Linked DNA regions of Homo sapiens: region 2 is linked to region 1. The links are chromatin contacts, found by Hi-C in ENCODE. All regions are on one chromosome and are shown on one strand. Each heading gives the region's core, a stretch centred on a gene start or an enhancer-like site at or near the end of the contact. The rest is flanking DNA. Distances are from core to core; before and after follow the strand shown.

What was found. Hi-C counts contacts between places; a loop is a spot of excess contacts on that map. Pooled maps may share reads with other maps.
Region 2: a pooled map shows a loop between it and region 1 (18-fold over the local background). The contact joins the enhancer-like site here to the promoter of NEXMIF in region 1. A Hi-C loop is called at or near these places in 3 of 37 single-sample maps with no recorded cell type and 8 of 50 pooled maps.

What each region holds. Positions count from the first base shown.
Region 1 is chrX:74,922,982-74,926,886 of GRCh38, reverse strand. NEXMIF (neurite extension and migration factor) reads left to right here and starts at 1,435. Exons shown (of 4, transcript NM_001008537.3): 1 at 1,435-2,004. RefSeq lists a silencer at 2,397-2,556 and an enhancer at 3,802-3,861.
Region 2 is chrX:74,534,168-74,537,836 of GRCh38, reverse strand. No RefSeq gene overlaps it. Among named protein-coding and RNA genes, the nearest start is that of RLIM, 79 kb to the left of the region's middle. Within about 2 kb of position 1,461, at least 36 of the 41 ENCODE cell types and tissues checked have a DNase peak (open chromatin) inside an H3K27ac peak, as active enhancers do.

The sequences.
Region 1 (3,905 bases), core at 186-2,685:
TAACAAGAGTGTTTCAAGCAAGTGGGATGACAGAAACAAAGGCACAGAGATGGGGAGTTGTAAAAGCCATACAGACAGTTTATTGTCCAGGAATGAAAGACCCATGGTAGAGCGCCTCAAACTTGGTAAAGTGACCCAGACCTTATTGTCAATGGGATATCTGGAACATTTATCTCCTGTACTTTGCCAGGGAAAAGAAAATATACCCCCGCCTCTGCACTGTTTCTGGGGAGGGATTGTGTGACAGGTGATGGTGAGAAGTTGCACACATCAGATCTCAAAGCCTGAGCCCTCGTAGCAAAATGACGCTGTAGCTGTGGCAGCAAAGAAATCTGAAATGAGGCCCTGCCTGACTGGAGAAGCTGTGCTTTGGCAATGATGTTGGAGCAAGTGCACACAAAGTAGCTACTTTTACCCCTTCTGTTCTAGTACCAACCTTTTCATCTCTTGCCTTGGCTCCTAGTGGTGACAAATCTCCCGAGGCTCAGGCCTCAACCTTGCACCCAGGACTCCAGAAGTACTAAATGGTCCCTCCTGAGTTGCTCTCCAATCGTTTTGCTGTTTCCTGTTGAGTTCCCAGGACGTCTGAAGGAAAATGACCACCTAAGAGATTTTTCAATGACAGCCATCAGGCAGATCTGTTTTCCTTCCTGGCCATATTCAGCTTCCCTTCTTTCCTTTATTCCCCAAACGTCACTCCCCAATTGTCTGCCTTCATCCAACCCTTCAAAAAGGACCCACCTTCCTGGGGGCCCAGGCCCTTAAGTTAAGAGTAGGTAAAGGTTGAATGGTTAGATGCTTGGTGGATGAAACCATTCAAATATTCTTCCCCAAACTTCAGAGTGCCCCTCTCCGCACACACAACTGCCCTAAAAGGCATGGGAGAGTGGTGTCCGGTTGCGTGTCTGCCAGGGGAAGAACGCACCACTGGCGTAGTGGACTGGAAGGGCAGCAGGAACGCGAGTGGGGGGCGGGGTGGGAATGGGGAAGGGGGGTGCGCGCCCTTTATGACAGGTGGCCGCGCAGTGCGCGCTCCCGGGCGCCCGAGGGGAGGGAAGGACAGACGGACAGAGTTGGGGGGGCACATAAGGAAGGGACCATAGAGAGGGTAAGGAGAGCGGGAGGGAAAGGGAGAGCTGTGGTGGGGAAGAAGGGTAGAGGGGGGAAGGCGTCCAGCAAGAACAGCCGTGTTGGAGGAAACAATGGCAGGGGCAACAGCGATGGTGGCAGCAGAGGCGGCCCCACTCTGGGCACCTTTCTGAATGGGCAGAGACAGCTCCGGGAGAAGAGGGGACCAGGCAGTGCCTGCAGAGGCTCTGAGAAAAGCGGCAGAGGGAGGAGAAGAGGGAGGAGGAAGAGAAGGAGGAGGAGGAGTAGGAGGAGGAGGAGGAAGGGGGAGGAGGGGGGACGAGGCAGGGGAAGAACCTGGGAAGGAAAACCAGTAGCATCAGCAGCAGCAGCAGCAGCCGCCGCCGCCACCACCGCCGCCACAGCAGTAGCATTAGCGGCAGTAGCAGCATTTAGCAATAGCTTTAACAGCTATAGCGACAGTAGCAGCCGCCCTCCTCTCTCCCTCTCGCGGACGGCCGCAGCCACCGCACAGAGCGGGCTCCAGGCGCCGAGCGCGCAGCCCGCTCGCTAGGTAGCTCCAGCCGGGGCGAGCGACAGTGTAAGCGAAGCACGGACCCTTGGAGCAGCCGGGCAGCCGCGGAGGCTCTGAGTTTCAGGGCCAGAGCCCGACAGCTCTGACTCCATCTAGCGCGGCGGCGGCGGAGCCTGAGGGAGCGAGCGAGGAGAGAGGCGCGTCCACCTGGCGGGCCCAGCGTATGGAGCTGAGGCAGAGGCGGCGGCGGCGGCGGCAGCAGTAGCAGCGGCGGTGGCGGCTAAGGCAGCTCGAACAGCTGCGGCGACGGCGACAGCCCAGCCTTGACTGCGACCGCGCTAGCTACAGCGCCTGCTGCCTGAGCCCGCCAGCGACGTGCGCCTCGGGAGTCGGCCTGTGAGGTGAGTAGGAGCGCTGCCATACAGCTTCCTGGCCTTCTCGCCGGCTCCCCGGCTGGCTCGGGGTGGCGGCCGCAGGGGGTGGAATGAACTGGGGTAAGTCGAGCTAGACGAGAAGGAAGGGAAAACGGAACGGAGGACGTCTGTATGCGAATGTGTGTGTCTGTGTATGAGGGAGCGAGGCCGCTAGGGCGAGAGATCCCGGCTCGCCCTGACAGGCACTGCAATCTAGGAAAGGCCTCTGTGCTTGCGCCGTAGGAAGGGGGTTGCGGGGGGAGGGGAAGCGAGCGGACCGGAGCCGCCGCGCTTACACGCACGCAGCTCGGCAGAGTGCCGCCTCCTTTCGGACTGGTGCAGGGTAGAGCCTGGCCAGGGAATGGGGCATGGGCATGGCACGCTTCGGCGAGAGCGGGAAAACCCACGCGGCGGCCGAGGCCGGGCGCTCGGACCAAAGCCGCAAAGGTGCGAAGCCGGGCGGCCGTGGCGACCACAGAGCGCCCCCAGGACACGCGCCACTCGGCCGAGGCTGCGGACAGGTTTAAGTTGGAGGCCAGACCGAGCCTCGCCCAGCTCATCTCCTTTGCGGAAATTGGCTTGTGGCCCCTTCGCGCTCTCGGTGGCGGTCGAATTGACGCTTTTCTGTGTGGCTTCTGGCGCTTCTCTCTGCCGCGCCCCGCAGCACACGTCGGCTCGCGTCTTGTACACCCTGTAGGGCGGGAAGGCCGTGAGCCGGCGCGGGGAGCGGAGTCCCGCTCCGGGAAAGTGTGGAAACCGCGCTGCTGAGTTGGCGCCGTTCCGCTGAGGAATTCAGCGATTTCAGCATGACTGCTTCTGTCTGTCTGATTCGTGAGGGACCGAATCACCCGCGCAAGGTTTTCTGTCTTTTTCGAAGTTAAAAAAAAATTGGCATCCCCATTTCGACAACAGCACTCTTGATTTTTATCAAGCTTCTGGTTGCATTTTGGAATAAGTGGGTCTCATATTTTGCTTCTGGATCTTGGCTCCCAGCATATTGTTGAATGCTGTGCACAGCACTACATTTAGATATGTGGCCTTTTTCTAATGTTGCATTTTCTAGACTGTTATCTGAAAAGACATGATTTGTGTTGTAGGGCTGGCAGGGCTGTTTTTAAAAATGTCTAAAGCACTTTAATCCCGGGATTTGAATATATCCTTGGTTGTTTTTGGTGGAGGAGTTCCTGGAATATTTTGCTTGGTGAGAAAAGGTGCTGTAATGGTCTTCTCTGAACTCCTTACGACCATTTGTGTTTTGGAGGGGTGAATCTCCCTTACATCTTTTACACATGAGGTAACATATGACCAAACGTTTTATTTACAGCAGTGACGTTCTTATGGCTGAGGAGAATTTACACTTATTGAAAAAATATTTTTAGAAGGGAACAAAAAAGTCCTAAGTAACTGTCATTTTACATATTAACTGGGAAACCGGCTAATCAAATAAAACTGGCTGAGTGTCTGAAACTCTATCCCAGTGAAATATGTGGCTGTGAATATAATTAACCATCTGTCTAGTGAGCAATTTAAATTTGGGCTGGTACATTTTTATTACAGTGTCTAATTTCTGGAAGACATACATTTTACCCAGCAGTAACAACAAAAACGTATTTGCTTACTAGGTCAAAAATTTACTGTGTGGTGGTGGTATTTCCCTTTCTTCCTCCATGTCTTTCATAGTCCCCACACTGCGTAACCTGGGAGGTCAAAAATGAGCTTCTTGTTTTTGCAAATAGCGTATTTACAATAGAGGAACTGAAACTAGCCCTGGTGGCTAGTGATTAGACATTTTTGTCTCTTAGAAATACTTTCCAATATTTCACCTCCCCGAAAATCTAGATAGATTGCATGCATGCTAGTTAAAAAAATATAATTTTTTGGTGCACATG
Region 2 (3,669 bases), core at 212-2,711, 390 kb after region 1:
AAAGGGCCTTGCAGAAGCGTTCAAAACCCACATTCAGTTCCCCCCGGTCCTCAATTCCCCCAACTATAACCCGGCTTAAGAGCAGTTGCCTCCCACGGTTGGGGGGAGGGCCAATTGTGATGAGGGATATAGGAGCAACTGTGAACTGTAATTCGTCCACGCACAGGTGTTTGGAGATTTCTCAAGGCTTTGTTTTGTTTTGTTTTGTTTTGTTTTTTGCGGGGTCGAGGGGTGGTCTATGTCCAGATATGCTGCGGGGAAGGATGAAAGGAGTGTGGGAGGAGGTGGCAAATGCGGCAGGGAGCTGGAAGACCCCAGACTGACAGGAGGAAACTCTGCCTTTGCAAGGCCTTAAGGCAGAAGGATCTGCGAGGCTGCCCGCCTCCCAGGAGACTCCACCTTAAGGGACGGAGGGTGTATGTGAAAGTTGGGGGGAGAAGTGAAGGTAGTTGTCCTCTCCTTCACCCCCCACTAGGCAAGCGCAGAAGGAAGCAGGTCGGTGGAGACTAGGGTAGAGGAGTGTAGGAGAGGAGCAAACTGAGGAGGGCGGCTCTTCGAGTCAATCTGGTCCTTCTCACCACTCTTGAGGCTCCGTCCAGGCTTGGAGGAGGGTTCTCAAGCCTAGGAAATCCCGCGTGCTCCCCTGTGTGATCGGGAACTGTGAGATGGGGGAGTAGGCCTGAGCTGGGAGCTCCCACCAGCATGGTTGATTCCCCGGAGTTCTGAAAGAGTTTTTATGGAGACTGGGGGAAGGGGCGCTTGAAGGGTGGGCCAAGTCTTTGGCAGAAAGCAGCCCCACTGGGCTGACCCACTGTGTGGAGGAGGAGGCCCCGTAGGGCCCTCCCGGGTTGGAGGTTGCAGAGGAGGGCGGAGGAGGATTGCTGCCCCGGGCGGGAGCGCTTCCTGGCGGCCGAACCCGCCCTCAGTCTCCGCATCCTGGCGGGCCTCGAGTCTGGGCTCCTGTAGGTCTTTCGCTAGCAGCCGCCTGATCCCGCTCTTGGGACGCTAGGGACGAGGCCGGTCGGGAGAGAATAGGGGGCCGCCGATTGTAAAAGATCCTCGACAGGCCCAGCCCGGATCACCTCGAGGGCTCCGGACCGAGCGCTGGGGGTGGGGCGCCGTCGCCGCTACGGCCCCTGGTGTCGGTGGAGCGAGCAGGGAGGTAGAGGGCGGGGGATCGAGGAGGAGCTGAGCTCGGACACGCAGCAGCTGCTGTCTATCCGTCTGGCTTGCTGGCAGTTGGCAGGGCCCGAGGCTAGGTCTTCCCGCCCCCTTTCCCTAGGCGGGAAGGGCGGTTGTCATGGGTGGGCGGATTCCCGTCTGAATAGCAGGGGAAGATGCATTTCCGTGGCGCGGCTCCCGGGTTATTACCCCTCCCAAATGGGGAAATGGATGGAGACCCGCGGCGGGGGAGGAGCCAACCCCACTCTCCGCGTCCCCGCCCAAGGTGGCCGGAGGCCAGCGGCAGGACCAGGAGCGACCGCCAGGGCCAAATCCACCCCCAGGCAGTCCCAGAGTGTGGAGTGGGCATGGGGACCTGGCGGGAAATAGTGTCGATTAGCACCCCCAGGCCCGGATGCCAGGGCCCAGTCGTGGCGAGGTCAGTGAAGGGTGGGTGTGTGGTGGGAAAGGAGAGTAGAAGTGCAACCTTCTTTTCCCCTCCCCTGGCATTCCAGTGTATTAACATTTGGCAGGTGGGCTCGGCGCGGTCTCTGCGGTGACGAGAGTTGGGGAAAGATGCTCCCAAGTGTAGTCCCCGGTCTCCGCGGGGGGGCCACAGGCTCTGGCAGGAGTGAGGGAACGAGGAGGCCCACGACAGGTGCTGTCTGTCCGCTGCTCTGACAGGCCCGGGCGGGAATGCGGCCCGGCCCAGTACTGCTCTCCCCACCCACTCAGCTGGACGCGGACTCTGACACTTGTTAGTGTGAGCAATCGACTAATTTTATCCGGCTGGGGCTCAGCAGGAAACCAATGCCGAGGCGCGGGTAGTTCTTCCGGGCGACTCTCGCCCCCGGGAGGATAGTCGTGGGGAGAGGAAGAGGGGTTGGGGGTGGGATTCCTGCCGCCTCCATTTCACTGGGGGCGTGGTGGCTCCTGATCTGCCTCAGAGAGGACCGAATTTTGGCGCTAAGGTCGGTACTCTCTGGGTACTGGCGCCCAGAGAAGAAAAGGGTATCTTGGAAGTTAGGTAGTACAAACTCTTTGTGTTCTTCTGGTTTTTTTCTACTTATGTTCCTTTCATTCCTGAAGTTCCCGGATTCTAGCAGAGTGTCTGACACGCAGCAGGTCTCTAGAAAAGACTGCTTAAATGACTTGAAAACCAGGCATAGAACTTTGCGCTTGGTGACCGCTAGAGAGAGCTGAAAGGCAGGAATCAAAGGGGCTTTGAAGCATAGCCTCCTGAACCCCTGCAGGATTTGGGTATCTAATCCCTTTCCTTGTGCCTCTGCAGTCTCTGCTGCATTTCAGCTTATTAGAATTTCTGAACTTGCTTCAAGGGCTCTTATTCTACCCGTCACCCACACTATCTAGGCGCCAGCTATGAGACACTAGGGATTTGTAATCCTTGTCAGCTGGCCTGCACTGCTACTGTGGAGAAGTGGCAGGGAGCTGCTGGCCGCCTTTTCAGACGTGAAAAGACCCTAGAGGAGAGCATATGCTCGTAAAAATTATGGGATTCCACAGCTTTGAAATCTAATAATCCTGGGTGATCAAACACAGACTGGACCCTTGGGGCTGCTGGGGAAGGGGCTAGGGGAGCGGGGCAGACCTTAGGTGGGAGAGCCTGGGGCCCTGCAATGGGACAGAGTAATTAGCCTCAGTGGGAGGAGATGAGGAAGCCAGCCTGAGGGTGTCTACACTGAGTCTGAGGAGAAACAATAGCCAAGAGCTGGGTGGTAAACCACCTTCTTCCAACCGGAAACCAGTCACTTCTCTTTGCCCCTGCCCTGCCCAGTATGTGGCCATTTGGAGATGGATTTTTTTTGTACCTCTTGAGTTGCTGGGGGTGGAGGGACAGTAGGTGAAACCAGGTCTCCAAGCCAAGATTGCATGGTCTGGAGTGACTGGGAGACAGAATACCAAAAGTATGTGTCAGTTGCGGGTGAGAGTAATCATGAAGACATGGGGTATGCTAAAAGTTAAACTTTGCTAAACTTTCATTTTTGCTCAGAGCTGGTCCTGCTGACACACTTATGGAAATGGGTTTGGTACACAGTTGTTGAATGAAGTGGGCAAGTCATTTATCCCTCCTAGGGCCAGTTTCTTCATCTGTAAAACCAGGGGTGTAAACTGTACTGGAAGTCAATGACATGAGTTCAAGTCTCATCTTGCTCTGTCACTGATGAACTGTGTGAACCTACTGCAGTCTCTTCCTACCTCTAGGCCTCAGTCTCTCCACTTAAATTCAATGCACAGGATGGACAAGGGAGACTCTAAGGTTACTCTCAGCTTTGTCATTCTTATAGGTCTGTCTCCTGCATCATCCTTAATTCCAGGCTCTGTCACTGCCAGGCTGTGTCAGCCAGCCATATAAGTCCCTTTAGGTTCCCCATCAATAACATAAGGGAGAGGGAAGGAGAGCTGAATTGGATTATTATTAATGCCAGTTTTCAATATGGCACATTTGTAGCAAGGCTGTGGCCTTGGTGGGGCCTCCATTCCAACTCA